2 separate regions of the Homo sapiens genome follow, and region 2 is linked to region 1. A link is a loop called in an ENCODE intact Hi-C map of the cell type or tissue named here. Cell type or tissue: heart right ventricle. All regions are shown on one strand. Links, peaks and the distances in the headings refer to the core of each region. The heading gives the core; the rest is flanking DNA.

Region 1 (12,264 bases), core at 2,799-10,798:
AGACCTGGTACCCAGGAGATGTTTGTTTGGAATTTATTATTATCATTATTATTGTTGTTGTTGTTGTTTCTTTTTGACCAGGTACAGGGTTTAAAAAAAAAAAAAAAAAGGTAAAACAAATCTCACTCCCATCCTTGGCCTCAAGTCTCTAATTCCTCTCCCCAGGACAACAGGGTTAACAATTTCCAGAGACAGCCCGTACATAGAAGGAATGTTTACTGAAAAAAATGAAGAGGGGTCAGGGCAAGGCGAGGAGCAAGAAGCACCCCCAAGGAAACAGAGAAGACCAGTACAACTGTACCTCTTTGCCAGCTGCACCATCCGTACCAGGTTCGCCCTGGGGAGTAGAGAGCAATGGAGACATGAGGAGCTCCAACCCAGTTTGGTGTCAGATGCCTCACTTTGTACATGGGGCAAGCCCAGCCCCCTGTTCCACCCAGAGGCCACGATCCTCCAGCCCTCACCCTCTGACAATCTGGGCACAGGCCGTGGAAACTTAGACCCCCACCCCATACTCCAGCGTGATCCCAGAGCCCCAACAGCTCCCAGCCCCCGTCTACAAGAGCTTTACAAGGGAAGAACAGACCGTGCCTGCCTTGCTGTGTGCTTGGATCCTGGCACCTTGCACACTCCCTGGCTCTGAATCTATGTTAAACGTTTGCTGAATGAACACATGAACAGCCTGAGCCGGCCCCCTCCCTGAGACCAGCAAGGCAGCCTCTCTTCTGGTGGCTGCTGGGGAAGAGGACTCTGATTGCTAGGCAAGTGGGAGATTCATCCAGGGGCCATGGAGGCTCCTGAGCCTGCAAGGAGGGAGGCAGGGTCCTTGGCAGGAATCAGAGCGAATAGGCGTGGTGAGACTGGGCCCGCCTGGCAGATGGGCTGACTGGAGTCAAACACCCCAGCCCAGGCCACCAGCCCCACGGTCACTGCTGCTGCCCCCCAGAAAAAGTCTGCGTTGATGGAAAGCATCCTGATGGGTCCCAGGAGACCTGGGTCCCTGCCTCTGCTCTCCCAGGAGACTTTTCATCCCTGACCCTGGCAATCAGTTGCACCTGTTAGGGTTCACCTGTCTGGAACTTTTGAGAGAGGTAGATTTGCAGAGTGGCTAAGGACATGAGTTCTGGAATCAGGCAGGCTGGGATCAAGTCAGAGCTCTTCCACTCACTAGCTATGTGACTCCGAGCAACCTGCCTAACCTTGCGGAGCCCCCGTTTCCTCATCTGTAAAATGGGGACAATCAGATCCACTAAATGGGGCTGCGGCACAGATTAAGATAAAATGCACAGCAAGCACTTAGTCCACCATTCGGCACACATCGGTGACCGATATATCAGCGCTCTTAGTGTTAAACGTGAGCTGAGACCAAGTCCTGGTTTCCGAGGACCTCAGGAAGTTACAGTAACAGCACTGCATTTCTGGTTCCTGACATTTAGCAAGATTTTCTGTGGTTACTGACAAGCTCCCCTGGGGAAGGGGAAGAGGCAGAACAGGGACACGTAGCCAAGGGGTCTGCAGAAGGTTGATGCTGAGGCACCGTCATGGGCAGTGACCTCATGTGCAGCCTGGCACAGCACTGCAGGGCCTATCCTTCCAAATTCAGCATGATCCTCAGGCCCGAACGCCACGCTGCCATCCTGCCATGCTGACAGCCTCTCCTTCCTTAGAGACCCCAGATATGTTGTGCTGTGCTCAACAGGCCTTGAGCCAATTGACTCTTTCCCCCTGGGCTATGCTGTAGAATGTGGGATCTTACTGGGGGGCCAGGGTGTCCAGGGGGGCCGGGCTGGCCTGGGAGGCCTGCAAGGCCCCTTTCTCCGGTGGCTCCTCGGTCTCCTTTCAGACCCTAGAGAATAGGAAGGGGGACAGTGAGAGGGGAGGAAAGCAGGCAAAGTGGACTCCCATATAGCCAGAGACAGACACCCCATCGTGTGCCAGGGACTACAGGGAGAGGTGGCACTGCCTGAACTTGCAGCAGGACTCTGAGATGACCTCCAGCCCTCTCCAAAGCCCTCTGCCACATCCTGGAAGGCGAGATCTTTGGAGGCAGGAGAGGCTGACACCAGGGAAGGAGGGGATGAGACAAACTGTTCTCCATCCCCCCAGCTTCCTCTGAATGGAGCCCACAGTCAAGCAGGGCAAAACTCCTGGGAGGGAGGAAGGAGTGGAGCATGTTACTCACCACTGCAGAGATCCCAGCTGGTCCTGGCTGGCCTGGAGGCCCTGGTGGCCCCTAAAGAGAGATGAGTCAGTGGGATAGAAACAGGTTCTAATAGTAAGACCCCTGGGAGGCACAGGGCCTGACAGCAGAAACAAGCTCTAAACTTCAGCAGCTCCATTTCCTCTGGAAACCTTCCTTCGCTCTGGTCTTGCACTTGAGCTTCGGACAAGATTTGCGCCCAGAGCTGAGGCCTGGGGGTCCTGGGCACACAGGACCCTCCCTCCAACCCAGGCTGAGTGGAGCATCTGGGGCTGTGCTGAGGGGGATGATCTGAAAGCCGTGGCCAGAGGCCAAGTGCAGAGGACAAAGGCCTGGGGGAGTTACTCCCTGGCCTAGGTGGCTACTGAGACCCTTGCTTCCCTAAAGGCAGTCTACTTCCTGCTGTTCTATGGAGGAGGGAAGACCAGAAGCTGGGGGTCCGTGTAGCAGGGGGTGAGGGGCAGGGGCTTGGCACTGACCCCGACATCCATAGTGACAAGGAGCTAACACTTGCTGGCCAACACTGGAGCGCACGGGACTCCAACACCCAGACAGTCCCTGCTGCTGCACTAGGGCTGCGTCTGAAATGCCCTTCCCTAGCTCTGATGCCTACATCCATGCCTCTGTGGTGCAAAAGATCACCTCCCTGATCAGAGTGACACCTTCTCTGAACCCCCGGGGCACTTGGGTCTCTCTTATAGTGCTTCCCTCAACACCCCCAGGTGGCACGTTCCAGAGCCATAGCCTCTGTTCTATTCATCTCCAGTCTCCTGGGGTGGAAGTGTCCAGCACAGAGACTGCCACACTGCAAGACGAAGGGGCTGGACACACGGAAGAGAGAGGCGGAACCCTGCACCCCCTCAACCTCAGCCCTACTGAGTCTCCAATGGGGCCACGCTTCTGAGTGCACCTCCCCGTGTCATCTGTAATGTGAGGGGGAACCAGGCTTGATATGGCATTCCCAATCCAGGGCCTCTGGACCCCTTGAGATGCATAAAAATAGTGATGGGGGCCTGAGAGTTCTTTTTTTTTTTTTTTTTTTTTGGTCATGAACTATTTTTAACATTTCCGAAAGCCTCCTGGAAATTATTATGCAGCCAGCCACAACAGGGCTGCAACAAAATGCCAGTATCTTCGCTTTTCTCTGGAGTCCCATCAGCTCAGTGCCGTCACACTGATCAAAGGCACTGCCTGGCAGTCATCTATGTTAGTGATGAGTAAAGTAGACAGGAAATTCATTGTTGCTTGATAAATGTCCTCTCCAAGTCACCCCATCTTGGGAAACACACCACCTATTTACCCAGTTGCCCAAGTCAAATGCAGGAGTCACCCCTGGTTCTTCTCTTTCTGTCACTCTGTCTCCCCAACCCCAATCCAGCTCATCAGCAAGTCCCCCAAGCCTGGCATGGCACAGGGGCTCCACAATTATTTGTTGACTGAATGACCTCCATCTGATAAGTGAACTTGAATGTGCCCAGAAAATAAGAAAATAACGAAAAGCCTGGAAACCACAGAAGGAGTGGCCCCCGTGCTCCCACGGCTGGGGCAGCCCCTATGGCAAGTTCTCTCAGGTCATGACAGCCTATGCACCACCAACCACCCCGCCAAAATGCTAACTCTTATGGAGACAGAGACAAAAGTGGTTCAACTCACAACGTGTCCCGGGGGACCGGGTCTTCCCTGGGGTCCCATGGCACCAGGTTCACCCTGCAGGAGCCAGAAAAAGGAAAAAATGACACTGAAACTGACTTGCTTGCACCATGTGGCTGTCGGATGGGAGGGGGCTGGGCAGAATACATGGTAATGCCAATGGCCAAAGGAGCTGGGCCAATTCCCAGCCTCCAGACCCAAGTTTCCCGGAGAGTTAGGTAGAGAAGGCGGATCCTCAGCCTGAGCAGGCCAGGCCCTGCCTTTTTAGGTTGGTGACCCAGTAACCTCCAGGGAGCAGAACCAGTTACAACCCTTAATAGGAGGGAGAAAGTTCAAGACGTGCAGTGTTGGGTGACACCCCTCCCAGAAGGCTGAGGACAGAAAGCAGCCACTTTGCCAGTGAGCAGGAAGAAGCGGCTGCATCCCAGACTCTGCAGAGTCTGAAGGCAAACTGAAGGCAGCCATGTGGATCCCTGGCCCTCACCTCTGCGCCAGGCCGGCCAGTGCTGCCAGGGGGACCTGGTTTGCCACAGTCACCCTAGAAGAGAGAGGAGCAGCTGGAGCTTACCAGACCTTCACTTGACATCCCTACCCCAAGTCAACCTCACATCAGAGGGACCCTGCCACCTGCCCCAGCTTTGGCCAGAGGCCCTCTGATGCCCTCCAGCTGGTAGACAGAGAAGCCCTGACCCAGTCTGCCAGGCACCAGTGGCCCCAGGAGGCTCTGATGCTGGGATGGCCTCTCTGCCCAGGATAGGCTGCCATGTATGCCTGGGGGCAAGCCTTCAGGAGAGCAGAGATAACCTGCTTGGCAGAGGTCACCAGCCCTTACCTTAGGTCCTGGGAGGCCAGGATGTCCTGTTTTCCCCTTAAAGCCCTGAAAGAAAAAGCAGGGAGTTCTCATGTCCCTCATGTCAGCTGGGGGCCTCTTCCCACTCCTCCTTCCTCAGTTCAAACAATTCAAACCAATCCAAAGTCATAACACGGTCCACGGAGGATCTGGATTTGAGCTGTTGCAGCCACCCAGGCAGAAGCTGCAACTTCGCAGCTTCCAACTCCTTCCTGCAGCTCAACTTACCGGTGGTCCCATGAGTCCAGGGGGGCCAGCAGGACCAGGGTCCCCCTAGGGAAAGAGACGAGGAGGATTGAGACAAGAGTTTTGCCCAGCTTGTATCCAACTCATACCTCTGTCCTCCCCTCTCTCCAGCCCTCCCCAGCTATCCTAAGATGGAGGGAAGAATCCAAGCCTGGCTCAGCCTCTGACTGGCTGTGGATCCTCAGTGACTTCCAGCCCCTCTCCGGGCCTTAGCTTTCCTTCTTTGGGATATATAAGGGGGTTGACTTTGATGTTCTACCCTGTCCTGTGGCCCCAGCCCTTTCAGATTCCCCAGCAAAACCCCAGGAGCCAGGGCTTGCTCAAGTCCTTCCATGTCCACACCCTCATTCTTCCTGAAGCCCAGCCTGGTTTCCTCAGCTGTCTTGAGTTTCTGCATACATCATGCCTTCACCATCCTGCCTTTGGTGAGACCTAGCTCGCCTAACCTGCTTAAGGCCACTAGGAGAACTGGGAAGCCAAGGGGCTGTGGTGCCATCGGGGAGCTGGGGTAGAGGGAGACAGACCGAGGGAGGGCATGGGTGCCCCCTGACAAAGACGGGGATACTTCGGTTCTTTCCATCAGGGTTCCCTTGACTTTGGCTCCTCTGGCAAAAAGGAGAGGAAGGGGTGCCCGCCCTCCCAGCCCATCATCTCACCCTCAAGCCAGGCTTGCCGTCCTTCCCATCCAAACCATCCAGACCGGCGGGGCCCTGGAAACAGGAAAGAGGCATTTCTACATGCTGGTGCGGGAGCCCTAGGAGGTGGGAGGCCTGGCCCAACCCCTCAATTCTCTCCACCCCTCCCCTGACTCCCACCTCAGCACACACACACAGGTGCACACACACACATGCACCACACACATGCGCATGCATCGCACACGTCTGCCACGCTGAAAGGGCACACACTCACCTGAATCCCAGGAGGTCCCGGTGGCCCAGGGGAGCCAGGCAGGCCTGATGGGCCTCGAATCCCTTCGCTGCCCTGGAAACCAGCGCCGCCCCCCCCCCCCGCCCCACAATAAAGTCAGCAGGGCTTTGCCCCACCCATGGAGACCAGGCCCTGGGTCAAGGGTCCTGGTGACTGCTGGAAACAGGACAGCTGGCTTCTGGGCCCAATCTGTCCCTGTCTAACTGCATATGTGCCACACGTCGCCTCCCCAGGAGGATCTGTCTTCATCTGCAAAGCATCCCCTTTCCTTGCTGCCCCATGAGGAAGGGACAGGGCATCTTCTCCAGTGCTGACCCAGGGGCTGGCATGGCAGGGGCTCAGTAGCATGTGCTGAACTGAAAGCACAGCTTCAATCCACTGTGAAAGCTGCCTGTTGTATTCTACTCCATCAGACCCCCTGCCTCCTCCCCACCTACCTCCCTACCTTTCCCCCCATCCCAGCAGACATGGGCCCGGGCTGCACAGAGGCCTCAACAGCGCACGCAGCACCATGTGGGCTCTGATTCCCCAAGATGAAAAAGTGGGTGCCCCTGTCCTCAAGGAGCTCACAGTCCAGTGAGGGTCATGGGCCCAACACAACCAGGGGCAATACAACAGTCTAAGTGTTCTGTGTGGAAAGGGGCTCAGGGAGCTCAGGAGCGGGGAGCAGTTCCCTCTGGCTGGGGATCAGGGAAAGTGTCACAGAAGTGTCACCAGATGCTAGACTCTGAGGATGTCTGGGATTGGGCAGGTGGAGGAGAAAAGTGCATGCCAGAGGGAACCTAAGAGAAGGATAAAGACTTGCAAGTGGGCACATGCCTGGCCTGGCCAGGGCATCTGGGGGAGCCTGTGGGATGGGCTGGCAGGCAGAAGAGGCTGGAAGAGTCACCATGATGAGTGGGGGCCCTGAACGCTGTGCTAAACTTTATCGAACAGTCAGTGGTTTTTAAGCTGTACTTCTCAGAGCACTGGGGCTTCTGGGGGAGCCTAGAAGCTGGGGGCATGAAGTGGGGACTGAAGAGAGGGACTCTAGGACCCCCACCGTTGTCTTAGCCAGGGAATCTCCGCTTGTATTTGTTTTATAGATTGAGGTTTTTACATTTGCTTTTATGTGATAAAAAGACTCTGGGACTACAAAATAAAGTCTGAAAACCCCTGCTACAGGCACTGGGGAGCCATTGAATGTTCAAAGCAGAAGAGTGATGAGAACTGATGCATGGATTGGAATGTTTACCAGAAAAGGCGGGGGGAGGCAAGCAGCATAGCGGGGAAGGTGGCTGCATTCTCCCAGTGTGGAGAGGGTGGCTGCCCTGGATCAGTGGCTGTAGGGTGGTCAAGGGAAGGAATCCCGCTAGAGAGACCCAGCAAAGGGGAAAATGAACTCGGGGGCTCTGTAATGCCACCAGCCACCAGGAGGGGTCAGCAGAGCCCCAACCAATGTTGGCCCCCACTGGCAGTTGGGATGAAGAACCACTGGCCAGAGGTTTGGGATTCTCTGCAATGACCAGCCTAAGGAGAGCAGGGGCTGCCACTCAGGTCCTGGGGAGGGGAAGGAAGGGGAAGGGGAAGGGGAAGGGGAAGGGGAAGGGGAAGGGGGCTAGCAACCACCACTGTCCCAAGCATGGCTGATCAGCATGGGCTCTGGGGAGGTAGTGAGGTGCCCGGGTCCTCCTGGAGCTGGGAAGGAAGTCTCAGCTCTGCTGCTAACACCACTGTGTGCCTCTGGGCTGCCCCAAGCCTTGTGGGTGTCAGTTTCCTCACCTGCACAGTGAGACGTTCATGCGTGTGCTCTCAGGGGAAAGAGGCTCTCCACAAGGCTCAGGGGAAAGAGGCTCCCACCTGTCCCTCTGAACCCAGGTCCCCCGACCCCAAGCTCAGAAGTCAATCTTCGGGCTTCTTACACCACCCACTCAGCACATCTAGGGAGCCCAGAGGTTGGGCCGAGACAGGGATGTCAGCCCCAAGCCAAGGCAGAGCCATGTCTCCAGCATTTATCAAGCCAAAGTCAAGAGCAGCCAGCATAGGAGCTCCGCCAACTGCTGCTCCCCCAACCCTTGTCACCAGGCAGGACACGGGCCACCCCTGCCCTCTCTGGGCCCTTGGGGACAACTGGAGCACGGCTACCCAGGAGGAGCCCATTCCCCTTCCACGTTGGTGTCCTCCTTCAGGACGTGCTTCCCCCTTCTCTCAGCTCCTCGCTCATCCTCCCGCCCAGGAGACGAAGGTGGCCTGGGCTGCCTATCACATTCTACTCCTCCATCAGACCCCCTGCCTCCTCCCCACCTACCTCCCTGCCTTTCCCCCCATCACAGCAGACAAGGGCCTGGGCTGCACAGAGGCCGCAGGCATCCTGGGCCAAGCAGACATCCCGAGGAGCCCACTGGTCCACTGCAAGCCCTGTCGGCCTCCAGTAGTCACTGGGCCCATCCTGGAGGCCTCTTTTCCCAGCCTCAGTGCAACTGGGTCAGTCTTGGAATTTCCTGAAAGCCTGATGCTAGGGGTGGGACAGGGGCATGGGAGCTGCATGGCTCAGATCTGTGACTTTGCCAACCCAGGGTCCTGCTCACCTTCTCTGCTTGAGGGCCAGGTGGGCCAGGTGATCCAACTTTGCCTGGGAATCCAGGGGGACCCTGTATCAACAAAGGGGCAGGCAGGAATGAAAGTGGGGCTGGAGGGGGAGCTCCCCTTCTTTATTCTTCCTGTGCATGATGCACTGTTGTTAATGCAATTCATTTTGACTTCCTAGAAGCACCACTTGGGAGCATTACGTCTGCCTGGCCTGCTGGGCTGGGGCCCACACAAGAGGCTGGGCTCTCCAGGTCCTGGTTCCTGGAATCAGGCCTGGCCACCCAGGCCGTTCTCCCCTGCCTCTCCCCTCTTCTCCCCAGGACCATCCTACCCCAGCCTGGCCTGGTCAGGCCTGCCCCTCCCGATGAGACCACATCAGACAGAGCTGGCTTTGTGTCTTCTTCACTCACCGGTGGGCCCGGAAAGCCTGGCTGGCCTTGAAATCCCTAGGGTGAGAAGCAAGGGGCAGTGTGCTGTGCCACCCCCTCTCTCCTGCCTGGCTGCCCAGGTGGAAAGAGTGACGGGGGGGGCACCCTCAAACCCATGGGCTTTGCCCTCCCCTCTGCCCACCATGGCTGGCAGGTGAGGCTCTGGGCATGAGGTAGGTCACAACCCAAGGACAGGTAGGGTGGGGAGACTAGAGCTGGTGATCACCAGGGACCCAGCTCCTTCCCTGCCTCCCTGCAGCCAGGTCCCAGTCGTCACTCACCTGGTCGCCCTTCTCACCGGAGTTACCTTGGGGTCCTCGCTCTCCTCTGGGACCCTGTCACCCACAGAGAACAATGCAGCCGAAACCTAATCTTCCTGCCCTCAGACCCCAGGACAAGACCAGGACCACATCTCCCCATGCCCTCCTTCACTCACCGCTGGGCCTGGGGGGCCTGGGAGGCCTTCAGATCCTGGGGGGCCCTAAGGATACAAAGGAACAGAATCAGTCACTCCTCCTGGGGAGGTGAAGGATGAGGTAGGGGGATGTGACAGGGGACTGCCCAGAACAGAGGTGGCATGTGCTGGGAGGCCCCTGGGCTGGCAGGCCCCCTCTGCCTGATCTGCTCAGGCTTCCCTGCTCTTGCCCGAGCTACTGAACCAGCCTCCTAACTCGTCCTGCCACCTCCTGGCTCACTGCAAGCCAGCCAGCAAATGGCTGCCCTCTTCTCCTCCAGCATAGCTCTGATTATGTCACTCTCTTGCTCAAACACCTTATGCGGCTCCCTCTGCCTCTGAGTGGGGCGCACACTTTCCACCAACGCTGGTCTTTGAGGCAGCCTGTGATCTGGCACCAGCCACCCCTTCCCACTTCTCCTCCCTCTCTCCTTCTCATCTTCCGCCTTGCTCAGTCAGACTGCTGTTCTCTGACACACTCTATACCCTCACACCCCCAGGCCTTTGCACCCTTAGCACAGCTTTCTCTTCTACCTAGAATGCCCCCTTCCCCCCTTCCTAGGTCCCCTGAACCCTTGCCAAATCATCTGATGGCTGGAAGCTGTTCCTGCAGTGCCCCACCCAGCCTCTCCCTCTGGAATTCCCCAGTACAGACAGCCACAGGGATCCCTCCCTCCTGCTAGTCAGCTCTCAGCTCATATGCCACCTGCTCAGAGAGGCCTTCCTGCCCCTCCGCTTCGATGGTGCCCAAACACCTCTCCAGCCCCTTCCCCTGTCCCATTTCCTCCATGAGTCCCAGTCCTCATCGTTCCTAGGCACTTGTTTATTCATCTGGCAGCTCCCTCCCCCACGGCAGGGCAAGAGGGCAACTGCGCTCTGTTCATGGAGACATCCTCAGAGGGGAGCCTGGCACCCCACAGGCCCCTGAGAAATATCTATTACTGAGTAAATGCCTGATGGAGTTTGCTGAATCCCACTGGGGCCTCACTGAAACTGGTGAATCTGTAAGGCTGCAGTCCCAGTTTGGCTGATCCTAGATCTGAGGTTTGTGAGGTTTGTCACCAGATAGATGTGTGTTCAAGCCCAGGTTCCACCACTACCTCACTCACTAGCTTCAGGAGCCTGGGTGAGTCTCAGCTTTGTCACTCTGGGGGCCCCAGTGTCCTCATCTGGTCACAGCCCAACTCCTGTGCTCAACGTGGGGCCTGGCAGGCCTTGGCTCTGGAGGGTGGCTCTGGGGAGCTGGGGTCCACTGGGGGTCTATAATCCCAGGTCCTCCTTTGTAGGAGGCGGAGGAGTGCTTCTGCGGCTGCCTCCTGGCACCCTCCCCTTGGCAGCCCTGCGGGGATTCTCCTCACAGCCTCCACCTCCACAGCACCCAGCCTGTGCTGCAGGCTTGGGGGCAGGGGGGCAGCAGGGGTCACGATCCTCCCCTTCACAGGCTGCTGCCAAGTCTCCAGCCCGAGACTGTGTGGCTCCACGTGCAGCCCTGCATCCAGCCCCACGCCGCTGGGACTCACCGGCTCTCCTTTCTCTCCCGCTGACCCGGTGTAGCCACGCTCCCCCTTGATGCCCTGACAAGTGGCAAAGAGACAGTGGAATTAGCCCCACAGAATTAGTCCGTCACGGCACTAATGCGAGGAGCGGAGACTGCAGCTGGCACCCAGACTGGCTCTGGGGGAATGGCACTGGGAGGACCGCTGGGTGCTCCAAAGCTGCCGTGCCTCCCATCTGCCACCGTGCCCCCCAAGCCCCCAGTGGAAAGGAGGACACACCCACCCAGCAGCTTCTGTGGGGGTGGCACCTCTAAGCTGTCTCTCCAATCTCCCAAACCCCTCACCCCCAGGAGGCAGATCTCAGTTCTTGCTGTGTCTGGGCCTGGCAGAGTGCTCTGAGAGTCAGGCCTGAGCAGAGTGGTGGGACCAATCCACACTGCCAAGGGGGCCTACAGTGGGGAGAGGGGGCTGCATGGACTTTAGGCAAAGGAGGAGGCTGAAATGCCCGGTAATGGGGAGCCCGCCGAGGGTTGCCCAGCCTGGCTGTGTCCTGACCACCAGCCCAAACCTCTGGTACCTGGCACCCACTCCCCAGCAAGGGTCCCCTTACTCACAGGCAGTCCTGGGGGGCCCGTGGCACCTGGGTAACCTGGTTGCCCTGGAGGACCCTGCAAAGAAAGGCAGACATGATGGATAGCCCCCCAACATTTCTGTTCTCCCCTCGCTGGGTAAGAGGATGGCCAAAGCTAAAACCTCTGGGGCTGCCATCTAGCAGGTGCCAGCCTGCCCCAGCATTGCACACTGGGCCATCTCCCCAAGCCCCAGGTCCCCTCGGTCGTGACCACCACCACAGACCTGGGCTGGGGAGGCGAACCCCAGCCTGGCCCAGACCCTGAGAGCTGAGCCGGAGCAGGGAGCCCAGAGCAGGCATGAGGACCAGGGAAGAGGGGGTGGGCTGGGATGCTGAGTGACAACAGCCGAGGGAGGGAGGGGAGCCCCCAGGGACGCTGCTGGAGGACAGGGGCTGTGCATGCTTCTGGCAGGGAGTCAGGGCACATGGAGATCGGCCTCCTTTGCTCCTGGGGGAGTGTGGAAACCTCACACTGAGGGAATCCCGGCAGAAGGGCAGAGAGTCTCAAGGAGTCCACCTCCCAGCTTCCACTCAGCAGCCACCCTTCAGAGCTCAAGCTCTGCCTCCCCAGCTCTTCCTCCCTTTCCAGCCCTTTCCAGCCCCTGCCAGCTTCTTCTTACCGGCTCCCCCTTGTCTCCAGTCAGGCCCGTGAGACCTCGCTCTCCTTGAAGGCCCTTGGAGAGAAAAATCATGAGAAACTGCAGGAGCCGGCGGTCCCCACCCAGCCCCTGACTCCTTCCCCCTGCCCCACTGCCTTCTGTTCCCACTCCAGGCAAATATGGAGGCCATAGTGGCTCTCGTAGTGTCCCTAGAA
Region 2 (12,264 bases), core at 2,295-10,294, 290 kb after region 1:
TGTAGGCTAAATTCCCAGAGAGACTTCCTTTTAAAACAATATGCTTCATCATCTATAATTTTCATCTTATTCCAAATGTCCTGACATAAAAGTCTGTTCCTGATCAAACTTGAATAAAATGCTTAGCATATAGTACACATGAAACAAATATCAATTTCATGGCCATTGTTACCATTATTTCATGATATCATTAATCCAGTGGATAGAAGCTCATTCCTTCAGTCAACAATTATTGATGAGCTTCTGCCATATAATAGGTCTGAGGCCCAACAGTGAACAGACATAGACCCTGCCCTCAAGAAGTTGACAGTCTAGAAACTGATGGATGTCTCAACCAGCAATTACAACATCGTGAGATGAGTACTACAAAAATGCTAACTAGCCAAGTGCTGTGGCTCACACCTTGGCCTCAACTACTTAGGAGGTGGAGGTGGCAGGACTGCTTGAGCCCAGGAGATGGAAGTTGAAATGACCTATGATTGTACCACTGCACTCCAGCCTTGGTGACAGAGTGAGACTCCATCTCTGAAATAAATAAATTAAATAAATAAATAAATAAATAAATAAAGTGGTAACTGCCTGCAGGGGAAATAAGGGAACACATAAAACGGACATCTAACCCGCCTGAAGAAGGAAGGAAAGGAAAGGGCTATGAGAAAGAAGTAATAGCTTGAGGCAAGGCGTGGTGGCTCACACCTGTAATCCCAGCATTTTGGGAGGCCGAGGTGGGCGGATCATGAGGTCAGGAGATCGAGACCATCTTGGCCAACATGGTGAAACCCCATCTGTACTAAAATACAAAAGAAAAAAGAAAAATTAGCCAGGCATGGTGGCTTGCACCTGTAGTCCCAGCTACTCAGGAGGCTGAGGCAGGGGAATGGCTTGAACCCGGGAGGCGGAGGTTGCAGTGAGCTGAGATCGTGCCACTGCACTCCAGCCTGGCAACAGAGCAAGACTCCATCTCAAAAAGAGAAAAAAAAAAAAAAAAGAAGAAGAAGTAATAGAAGTAATAGCTTGAATTATCCAAAGAGGGAAGGTAGTGAGTGCTCCAGCTACCAAAGGTATCCAAGCAGAGGCCAAGATACCATCTCCAAGAAATACTGGCAGGGATAGTAAAGAAGATGAATGGTTCTCGAACGTCTGTTCTCAGACTGGTGCTAGTATGTGGAAAAAGGAAAAAAATATGTATAAAAGGGTGAATTATTTACTAAATGTATTGGTTTTTTTTTTTTTTTTGAGATGGAGTCTCGCTCTGTCGCCCAGGCTGGAGTGCAGTGGCGCGATCTGGGCTTACTGCAAGCTCGGCCTCCCGGGTTCACGCCATTCTCCTGACTCAGCCTCTGGAGCAGCTGGGACTACAGGCACCCGCCACCACGCCTGGCTAATTTTTTTTTATTTTTAGTAGAGACGGGGTTTCACTGTGTTAGCCAGGATGGTCTCGATCTCCTGACCTCGTGATCTGCCCGCCTTGGCCTCCCAAAGTGCTGGGATTACAGGCGTGAGCCACCGCGCCTGGCCTAAATGTATTGTTTAAGGAACAGTATTTTATTCTAAGAATGTATACCATTCCTTCCTACCTTTTTTCATATTAGAATGTGCTTTCTTTTATGAAACAGCGGTGGTACTACATGATAGTTGTGTTTTTTCTAATGTCCTTATTTAGCCGAACTAAAAGCTAGCAACCATATCTGAGTCTCCCTTCTCATTTTTAAAACTTTTAACTGTTGATGACATCCAAAAGTCTGGGGACTTCTGAGCCAGATGACATCTAAGATTCTTTCCATCCCAGTGATTATAAAATTCTCTGCTCAACGGTGATTAAGGCCTGAAGCTAAATTAAGTTCAGAATCTGTGAGCCAAATGCTTTCCAACAGACCCAGGGTAAAAATAAATACATAAGTCCATGAGTAAGTAACAGAAAGACAACAATCTGATAGCCTCTAAAACACTTTTATTTTTTGGTTCCCAAACCACATAAGAGTACCTCGAGTTTCCATATAGATTTGCTCCCCTGCTCCGGGGAAATGTAGCAATGAAGAAGAAGAGAGACCACAGAAATAACAGATAGAAGTGATATGAGAAAAATCAATTTGGTGCAGTTTTCACAAACCTTTAAAATAGAGCAATTTAAGTGATGATGGGGTTTCATGACCAGCGGCAGCAGAGCCTCTGATGGGAATGCTGGTGTTTTTCGGGCATTTCTCTGAGTGGGTGGGAAGGGAAGCAAAATGGTTTTTTCCCCTCCCCTTCCACTTATAAGAAAATGGAGGCAATGAAAAGCAAAAGTCTCCCATAATGTCCCATTAAGAGAAATGAATGAAATGCAGCTGCCCTGTAGCCAGATAGCACAAACCCTCAGACAGGCACTGGGCAGGCCTTGCCTGCCGATGCTGCAGAAACAAAGGATTCACCAACACACCTGCCACTGCGGTTACCATGGTGACTCCTCACCTTTTGCATTCCTTAACTTCAGGGTTGAGACTGGTTCAGGGCACATTTGAGTTTTCATGTTTCTCCTTGGCTTCTGAAAAAAGAAAGGTGAGGGGAGGGGAAGGATTCTAAATCAGCTTGCATGCTGCCTTGCCCCAGCTTTTCAGCCTGCACATCTAGGCGTCTCTAGGGGAGGGAGGCCAACAGCAGGCAGAGGAAGTGGAAATGGCTCAGGTGGAGCCCAACAGACCTAGGTTCAAATCTCAGCTCCTCAAGGAATCCCTTTTTATGTTTTTCATTCAAACCACCCCTGGAGGCCGGTGGCTCACGCCTGTAATCCCAACACTGTGGGAGGCCGAGGCAGGTGGATCCCTTGAGGCCAGGAGTTTAAGACCAGCCTGCCCATCATGGTAAAACCCTGTCTCTACTAAAAATACAAAAATTAGCTGGGCATGGTGGTGCATGCCTGTAAGTCCAGCTACTCGGGAGGCTGAGGCATGAGACTCGCTTGAACCTGGGAGGTGGAGGTTGCAGCGAGTTATGATCACTATGATTGCGCCACTGCACTCCAGCCTGGCTGAGAGTTTTAATGCTCTTATTTAGCCAGACTAAAAGCTAGCTACCATATCTGGGTCTCCCTCCTCATTTTTAAAACTTTTATCTGTTGATGACATCCAAAAGTCTGGGGCTTCTGAGCCTCTTAGCTTTTCAGCCTGCACACCTTCTGGGCAAGACTCTGTCTCAAAAACAAACAAACAAACAAAACAACAACCCCTGTTCTGGGTCAGACACTAGCAGATACACAGAGATGATTGTGAAGAGCTGGAATTGGCCCCCAGAGAGCCAGGAGTACAGAGGAGATGATCACAAGCTAGGATGAGAAGTGACTTCACTGAGGCAGGTGCTGGTTCTGTCACCTCGTGGGGAGCTGGGAAACTGTGTGAAGCCTCAGCTGCATTGACAAGGACTCTTATGAACATTCTGGCAAGCCCATAAGAGCTCAGCATAAGGGCATCAAAATTAAGGGTGAGACGTGTTGAGACTTGTACTCTGTCCTCAGGCAAGTCTGCTCACTTTCCCAAGCCTCAGTTTCCCCATTGTAAGTCAAAGCTAATAGTAACTGCATTACTCTTACTGAGAAAATGACATTCATTAATACATAATGATGAAGCAAAGAGAAGACAGACCTAGATCCACCACACCCTAACTCTCCAATGCCCAGCTGAGTGACTGGGAGAATTCTGAACTTTCACCTCTCTGAGTCTCAGTTTCCTTACTTTGTAAAAGGGTAATCATAACTCATAAGGGTGTTTCTAGACTTAGATAAGAGAATATATGTATGTAAACCGCATAGCACCAGCATACAATAAAATGATAGCTGCTTTTGTGTGTGTGTGTGTGTGTGTGTGTGTGACAGAGTCTTACTCTGTCACCCAGGCTGGAGTGCAGTGGCATGATCTCGGCTCACTGCAACCTCCACTTCCCAGTTTCAAGTGATTCTCCAGTCTTAGCATCCTCAGTAGCTGGGACTATAGGCGCGCGCCACCGCGTCCGGCTAATTTTTGTATTTTTAGTAGAGACGGGGTTTCATCATGTTGGCCAGGCTGGTCTTGAACTCCTGACCTCAGGGGATCTCCCCACCTCAGCCTCCCAAAGTGCTGGGATTACAGGCGTAAGCCACTGAGCCCGGCCAGTAGCTGCTTTTTTGTTTGTTTGCTTTTGAGATGGAGTTTTTGGAGTTTCACTCTTGTTGCCTAAGCTGGAGTACAATGGCATGACCATTGTACTCACTGCAACCTGTGCCTCCCAGGATCAAGTGATTCTCCTGCCTTAGCCTCCCTAGCAGCTGGGATTACAGGCGCCCACTATAATGCCTGGCTAATTTTTTGTATTTTTAGTAGAGACGGGGTTTCACTATGTTGGCCAGGCTGGTCTCGAACTCCTGACCTCAGGTGATCCACCCGCCTAAGCCTCCCAAAGTGCTGGGATTACAGGTGTGAGCCACTGCGCCCGGTCTTTTGCAAGCTCCGCCTTCCGGGTTCAAGCAATTCTCATGCTTCAGCCTCCCGAGTAGCTGGGACTACAGGCATGTGCCACCACACCCAGCTAATTTTTTGTATTTTTAGTAGAGACGGGATTTCACCATGTTGGCCAGGCTGATCTCGAACTCCTGACCTCAGGTGATCCACTCACCTCAACCTCCTAAAGTGCTGGGATTACAGGCATGAGCCACCACGCCTGGCCCCTATGGTAGTTGCTTTTAAGTATAGAAATGGAATTCCTGATCGAGAGCCTCATAGTCAGATATTATTATTGTTATTATTATTTTTAAAAATTTCTCTCTTTTTTTCTTTCCAGGCTGGTGTCAAACTCCTGGCCTCAAGCCATCCTCCCACCTCTGCCTCCCTAAGTGCTGGAATTACAGATGTTAGCCACTGTACCCGACCTATTGTTAATAGTGTTACATGTATAGAGAACCTGGCACTTAGTTGACACACCAAAAACTTTACTTCCCAGCCTTTTCAGACCCTTTCCTCAGGCCACCCCACCTTTGCCTTCTCTTCAGCTTTCAAATGTGTTGGCTACTTCCCTTCCAGGCCAAGGAGGTGCTGCTGGAGGTCTGTGTTCCTTCCATAGCATCCCCCTTTTCCCCTCAGCCAAATGAAGCGGAGAGGGCTTGGGCCTGACCCAGTGGCCTGCCCACGTGGCTCCCCTGGAGACCGAGGTAGGGGAAAAGGCAGAGAGTGCGTCAGTCCTGATGCAATCACAGGCTTAGTGCTTGGCTCACTTCCTCCTCTTTGGGTGTTTACGGGAGCCTGGATTCCACAGGAACCCTTGGAAGTGTGCACTGACAACAGAGTAGGGGGCAGACAGCATACAAAATTATCCCTGCTTCAGGGACAGTTCAGGAAGAAAGTGATACTGTGCCTGCCTGGGCCTCACATGCCCTGAGCTCAGGGACACGGGAAAGAGATACCAGGTGTCAAATCAGAGGCAGGGGAGGCAGGCAGGGAGGAAGGAGCCAGGACAGGGGACAAACCACTAGCTGCTGCCAGGGCCAGCTTCCAGACACAGCTCAGGGAGGCTGTGAATAGGCCCTTTATCTAAGCTGAAGTGGGGGAAAGGAATCACAGAAGGGGGTCTCAGGTGATAAGGAGCCTCAGAACAAGCTCAGGGGATCTTGTCCCTTCCTTCTCAGCAGAAATCCTAGCAGGGGAGAAGCTTCTTTTTAAGGATTTTGTTTTCCAGCCATTTGCCCAGGATCTTCATTTGGGAGGCCCCTCCTCAATCCCACAGGCCTTACTGGGTCACCTAGAGAGGTCCTAAGAGGTGCGGTGTTGCACAGTGGTTAAGGACATGGGCTTTTGGCAGTCAAGTCTTAGCTCTTCCAGTGACTGGCTGGATACCCCAGGCAAGTCATTTCACCTAACTCTCAACTCCCTACGTCAAACAAGGATAATAACAAGTAGTCAACCCCAGAGATAAAGCCGGGAGGCCCATAGAACATTGCCTGGCAATGGTAAAAGCACTCAATAACTGTTAGATATTGTTATTTTTATTAAGAATAAAGGAGCCGGGCATGGTGGCTCATGCCTGTAATCCCAGCACTTTGGGAGGCCGAGGTGGGCAGATCGCCTGAGGTCAAGAGTTCGAGACCAGCCTGACCAACATGGAGAAACCCTGTCTCTACTAAAAATACAAAATTAGCCAGGTATGGTGGCACATGCCTGTAATCCCAGCTATTTAGGAGGCTGAGGCAGGAGAATCGCTTGAACCCAGGAGGCAGCGATTGCCGTGAGCCGAGATTGCGCCATTGTACTCCAGCCTGGGCAACAAGAGCGAAACTCCATCTCATAAATAAATAAATAAATAAATAAATAAATAAAGGCTTGGAGAGCCATTTTTTTCTCTCTCTCTCTGAAGCTGGGGCCCAATTGTCCTTCTTCCTTCAATATCTAATGACTGTTTCCCAGCTATCAGAAAGGAATCCAACTTCCCCTCCCCCAGAGCTGTGAAACTGAGTAGCAAAGCTTGCTCAAGCTCCTGAGTCATTCAGCAAAACCAGCCCAAGATAATCAGTGGATCAAGGAAACTAGATGCAGAGTGGGGAAAACCCAGCCGCAAAGCTGGGGCCTTCTCGCAGGGCAGTTCCCTCTGCTGGCCCCTCTGGTGAGCTTTCACTTCAGGTTCACAAACAAGACAGCATCTTCCCAGGCCCTCCTGAACCCAGAATAAGGCCTTAGCTACTCCTGGGTCTCTCAACAGCAGCCAGGCCTTTCTCTGGAATCTTGTTTGACACAAACTTTTTGCCTTTGGACAAACTCTCTCCTTCCCTCCGTATCCCAGGCCTCAGGAGAGTCGAAACCCTGACTCCCATTCTCACTGTCCACTCATTTCTCAGTCCCTGTCATTTGACTTCTGCCCAGCCACTGAACTGTCTGTCATCACACTCAGTGATGATCTTTTCATCACCAAATCCAAAGACTTTTTCCAGGCCTTTCCTACTTGCCTCTTCTAAACAGTCAGCGCTGTCGACCACTTTCTTTCTTTCTTTTTTTTTTTTTCTGAGACGGAGTTTCACTCTTGTTGTCCAGGCTGGAGTGTACTGGCGTGATCTCGGCTCACTGCAACATCCGCCTCCCAGGTTCAAGTGATTCTCCTGCCTCAGCCTCCTGAGTAGCTGGGATTACAGGCGCATGTGCCACCACACCCGGCTAATTTTTGTATTTTTAGTAGAGACAGGGTTTCACCATGCTGGACAGGCTGGTCTCGAACTCCTGACCTCAGGTGATCCACCCACCTCAGCCTCCCAAAGTGCTGGGATTATAGGCGTGAGCCACCGTGCCCAGCCTGTTTTGTTTTTTTGAGAGGGAGTCTCACTCTGTCGCCCAGGCTGGAGTACAGTGGCGAGATCACAGCTTGCGGCAACCTCCACCTCCCGGGTTCAAGCAATTCTCCTGTCTCAGCCTCCTGGGTAGCTAAAATTACAGGCGCCCACCACCACGCCGGCTAATTTTTGTACTTTTAGTAGAGACGATGTTGCACCATGTTGACCAGGCTGGTCTCAAACTCCTGACCTCAAGTGATCCACCCACCTCGGCCTCCCAAAGTGTTGGGATTACAGGTGTGAGCCACCGTGCCTGGCTTCTTTTCTTTCATACTTATTTGTTTATTTTTTTTTTTTTGAGATGTTGTTTCATTCTTGTTGCCCAGGCTGGAGTGCAATGGCGCGATCTCTGCTCACTGCAACCTCCACCTCCCGGGTTCAAGTGATTCTCCTGCCTCAGCCTCCCAAGTAGCTGGGACTACAGGCATGTGCCGCCACACCCAGCTAAGTTTGTATTTTTAGTAGAGACGGGGTTTCTCCATGTTGGTCAGGCTGGTCTCAAAGTCCTGACCTCAGATGATCTGCCCACCTCGGCCTCCCAAAGTGCTGGGATTACAGGCATGAGCCACCGCGCCCGGGCTTGTATTTAATTTTTTTAAATAGAAACGGGGTCTCCCTATGTTGCCAGGCTGGTCTCAATCTCCTGGCCTCAAGTGATCCTCCTACCTCAGCCTCCCAAAGTGCTGGGATTGCAGGCATGAGCCACCATGCCTCACCCTGACCACTTTCTTTCTTAACTCTCCTTCCTGAGCTTCTGTGAGGCCACAGACCCCGGTTCTTCTCCTCCTTCTCTCTTCCTTGGTTGCTGGCAACATTCCAGCCCTTAAATGTCACTTCTCATAGTTCTGCTCTTAGCCCTCTTCCCTTTCTACCCCTCACGCTCCCTCCCACTTTTAAGCTGTGCCTGTGTCTTCAACCTCTACTTCTTTGCTGATGAATTCCCAGACTGTATCTCAACCACAGATCTTCCCCCCAAGAGCCACCCACCTGTCAAGCAGCTCCACTTGCACGCTGCCACATACAGCAAGCTCAACGAGGCCAAAACTGAACTCTATATCTTCCCCCAAACCTGCTCCTCCTAGGTTCCCAATCTTGATGAATGACACCACCTTTTACCCTGTTCCCCAAGCCAGAAGCTCAAATGTCACTCTTGCTTCTGCCCAGCCCAGCCCACCAATCACCATGTTCTTAACATCTTATAAATAAACCTCCCCTCTCCCCTCTGTCTCCACTGTTTCTCTTTTTCTTTCTTTTCTTTCTTTCTTTCTTTTTTCTTTCTTTCTTTCTTCCCTTCCCTTCCTTTCTTTCTTTCTTCCCTTCGCTTCCCTTCTCCTTCCTTCCTTCCTTCCTTCCTTCTTTCTTTCTTTCGTCTTGCTCTGTCACTCAGGCTGGAGTGCAGTGGCACAATCACAGCTCACTGCAGCCTCAGCCTCCTGGGCTCAGGTGATCCTCCCACCCCAGCCTTCCAAGTAGCTGGGACTACAGGTACTTGCCACCATTCCTGGCTAATTTTTGTGTTTTTTATAAAGATGGGTTTTCGCCATGTTGCCCAGGCTGGTCTTGAACTCCTGGGCTCAAGTGAGCCTCCTGCCTCGGTTTCCCAAAGTGCTGGGATTACAGGCGTGAGCCACCAAACCTGGCCTGTCTCCACTGTTTCTGCTTCAATTTAGGCCCTCATCATGACCTGAAGCCTGGATTGATACATTTTTTGGTGGTGGTGGTTGTTCTTTTTTTTTTTTTTTTTTTTTTGAGACAGAGTCTTGCTCTGTTGCCCAGGCTGGAGTGCACTGGTGTGATCTCGCCTCACTGCAAGCTCTGCCTCCTGGGTTCAAGCCATTCTTGTATCTCAGCCACCCGAGTAGCTGGAATTACAGATGTGCGCCACCACACCCAGCTAATTTTTGTATTTTTAGTAGAGACGAGGTTTTGCCATGCTGGCCAGGCTAGTCTAGAACTCCCGACCTCAGGTGATCTGCCCACCTCGACCTCCTTGAGTGCTGGGATTAGAGGTGTGAGCCACTGCATCCGGCCTGTTTTTTGTTTTTCTTGAGACAGGGTCTCACTCCCAACGCCCAGGCTGGAGTGCAGTGGCACGATCATGGCTCACTGCAGCCTTGACTTCCCAGGCTCAGATGATTCTCCCACCTCAGGCTCAGATTCTCCCACCTCAGCCAACCAACCGGCTGGGACTACAGGCACGTGCCCCTATGCCTGGCTAATTTTTGTATTTTTTGTAGAGATGGGGTTTCACCCCATTGCCCAAGCTGGTCTTGATCTCCTGGGCTTCAGCAATTCTCCTACCTCAGCCTCCCAAAGTGCTGGGATAACAGGTGTGAGCCACCACACAGGCCTATTATTACATGTCTCATAAGGGGGCTCTCAGCCTCAATCTCTTCCCCCTTGGTACTAAACTCCTTTCAAGTATCTGCCCATCTAGACTCCCTTTCCCCAGACCCCACAGTTGCCCATAGGCCTTGCTGAAGAGGTCCCCCTACACTCTCGCTGACCTTGCTGACGCCTGCCCTGCTATTGCCACAGTGTTTTGAACCAGGGGTGCCCATCTGACCCACACTGGGCTGAATTATATCTCTTGGGACTCTGAAAGTGGGACATAGTGACTCTAGTTCAAACACTCCCAGGGGTCACAATAGTAATGACAATGAGTGAAACAGCCCAGTGAGAGACAATGGGGAATGGCGGCAATTGTGGCAAATGGAAAGCGTGTGCCTCGGCTAAAGGTAGCAGCTGCGTCTCTGCTCTAGCAGATGGTTGCCATGGGAATATGGGCCCAGACTTGTCAGATATTCTGATTTTCCAGATTTTTGTGTGAGATTTCCCAATTTTTGAATTTGGGGCACTAATTCATTTTTGTAAATGCCACAGGCTAAGAATATTTTTTTTACATCATATTTGGCCTATAGGGCTGCCAGTTTGCAGTTGGTGCCAGAGAGTCAGGTTTAGGCATAGGACTCAAAGCTGGAGACAGCCACTTTCTGCCATGTGTATGGAGAAGCAGAGGAAGCCCTCTGCAGAGCAAGAAGAACAAAACCTATTCCTGCTGACTCCTTGCCCCCCAGATTTACTACATGTCCACATTTCCTGGCCCAACACCTCCCGCCCTTCTTTCCAGGCCCAAGATTATGTAATAACTAAAAGTTATGGGCGCTGAGGCCAGACAAACCAAGGTTCAGCTGCTGAGTCTGCAACTCCCAGCTGTGTGCTCTTTAAGCAAGTCACTTCTCTTCTCTGAGCCTCAGTTCCTTCCTTACTCTGTAAAATGGGCTACTTACCTCATAGAGTTGTTACTAGGATAAAATGAGATGCTGTTCAGAAAGTTCTTAGCACAGTGCCTGGCACCCAGTAAGCCCTGAATGGATGTCAGCCACTTTTATTATTACTGCCATTAGCAGTAGTATTCCTCCTCATTCCAGCCCTCTCTCCCAAAACACTTGTATAACTGTGGGCATTTACCATTTATTATGATTATTTTTTGAGACAAGGTTTCACTCTACGGCCCAGGCTGGAGTGCAATGGCACAAATCAGCTCATTGCAGCCTTGACCCCCTGGGCTCAAGCAATCCTCCCACCTCAGCCTACCAAGTAGCTGGAACCACAGCCATGCACTACCACACCCGGCTAATTTTTTTATTTTTTGTAAAGATGGGGTCTTACTATGTTGCCCAGGCTGGTCTCAAACTCCTGAGCTCAAGCAATCCTCTCACCTCAGCCTCCCAAAGCCTGTTATTATTTACTACTATTTTATCTGCCGTGGTATATTTTAAACTTCTTGAGTGAAAGGCCACATTTTATCTCTCTTTATATGTGCAAAGGGGAAGAAATGGGGTTGGAACACTGTTTTGTCCGTAGTAGATATTCAAGAAACATTTATTTGTTGGCATGCTCCTTGGAAGTTAGGCTCTGTGAGAGCAACGACCTTTGTCTGTCTGATTCCCTATTTCATCCCCTGAGCCAAGCAGTGCTGAGTACACATAGAACTCTTAATAATGTGTATGGAATACAAGAGTGAAAGGCATCTCTTCACCCTCCACCATGATCTTTAACATATCCTTGGAGGTTCTTGGTATAAATCTCAATCCACTGTTTCGTAGGTTCTGGAGTCTCTGTTAATGGCATCCCATTTTTCCTTTGGAGAACTGTCCCTCCTCTACTCAATGTGGCTGACCCACCTCAGCTTGGGAATGGTCATCTGACCAAGGGCTCACCAGTCAGAGACACCTATCCTCTGGCCTTAGTGATGGGTTCAGGATGGACTTATGACTCAATCAAGGACAATCAGAGCTGGAACTATTGGAACGGGGAAATTTGCTTTCCACTGAGGAAGCCAATTCACGAGAACATAAGCCCAGATAGAGCTGCTAGTAGCCATTTACCACCATGAGGAAAAGGCCTACCTAGGAATGAGGCAAACACAGAAAAAGGTCTGAGAGATAGAAAGAGCTAGACAGGTTCCTTATAGGTTTTTGTTGTTGTTGTTGTTGTTGTTGTTGTTTTGAGACAGAGTCTCACTCTGTCACCCAGGCTGGAGTGCAGTAGCGCGAGCTCAGCTCACTGCAACCTCCACCTCCTGGGTTCAAGCGATTTTCCTGCCTCACCCTCCCGAGTATCTGGGACTACAGGCACGCACCACCACGCACAGCTAATTTTTGTATTTTTTTGGTAGATACAGGGTAGAGAATAACGAAGACGTACTTATAGAAGCAGAGGCTGGAGGCCATGATTTCCCAGACAGAAAGAAACAGAAAGAGAGAGAGCACTGCTTCCTCATTCCTCATGAGACTAATTACTTCTTCTCCTGGGTTCGATGAGATTTCTCTGGGTTTCTCTAATTCCTTCTCACCGTTATCCTCCACCCTGTTTTTTTTTAACTTAAAATAGTTCTAGTGGTTTTTTGATCTTTTGTTTTTGCTTGTAACCAAAAGGTTCTT

Evidence for each region. Peaks named below come from ENCODE experiments on the same cell type or tissue, not always from the same donor. Only the 100,000 strongest peaks of a DNase experiment are listed, where the experiment ranks them.
Region 2: it touches region 1 in a loop (2.5-fold over the local background); 47 of 110 quality-filtered maps call a loop at or near these places.

What each region holds. Positions count from the first base shown.
Region 1 is chr1:31,656,732-31,668,995 of GRCh38, forward strand. COL16A1 (collagen type XVI alpha 1 chain) reads right to left here. Exons shown (of 71, transcript NM_001856.4): 50 at 12,071-12,124; 51 at 11,434-11,487; 52 at 10,844-10,897; 53 at 9,306-9,350; 54 at 9,151-9,204; 55 at 8,852-8,887; 56 at 8,441-8,503; 57 at 5,856-5,927; 58 at 5,603-5,656; 59 at 4,929-4,973; 60 at 4,683-4,727; 61 at 4,335-4,388; 62 at 3,854-3,907; 63 at 2,183-2,233; 2 more. It overlaps PEF1-AS1 (PEF1 and COL16A1 antisense RNA 1), which reads left to right. Exons shown (of 6, transcript NR_184313.1): 5 at 166-330; 6 at 2,923-3,438. Among named protein-coding and RNA genes, the nearest start is that of PEF1, 18 kb to the left of the region's middle. RefSeq lists a silencer at 1,290-1,528 and enhancers at 1,959-2,460, 9,070-9,609, 9,610-10,148, 10,689-11,226. In heart right ventricle, for the core only: a CTCF peak has its summit at 7,272 (motif pointing right); a DNase peak (open chromatin) is centred at 7,290; H3K27ac peaks cover 1,142 bases.
Region 2 is chr1:31,949,656-31,961,919 of GRCh38, forward strand. No RefSeq gene overlaps it. Among named protein-coding and RNA genes, the nearest start is that of PTP4A2, 17 kb to the left of the region's middle. RefSeq lists enhancers at 4,608-5,386, 5,168-5,237, 5,387-6,163, 6,164-6,941, 6,171-6,778 and 2 more. In heart right ventricle, for the core only: a CTCF peak has its summit at 6,578 (motif pointing left); DNase peaks (open chromatin) are centred at 5,196, 6,556 and 8,108; H3K27ac peaks cover 5,778 bases.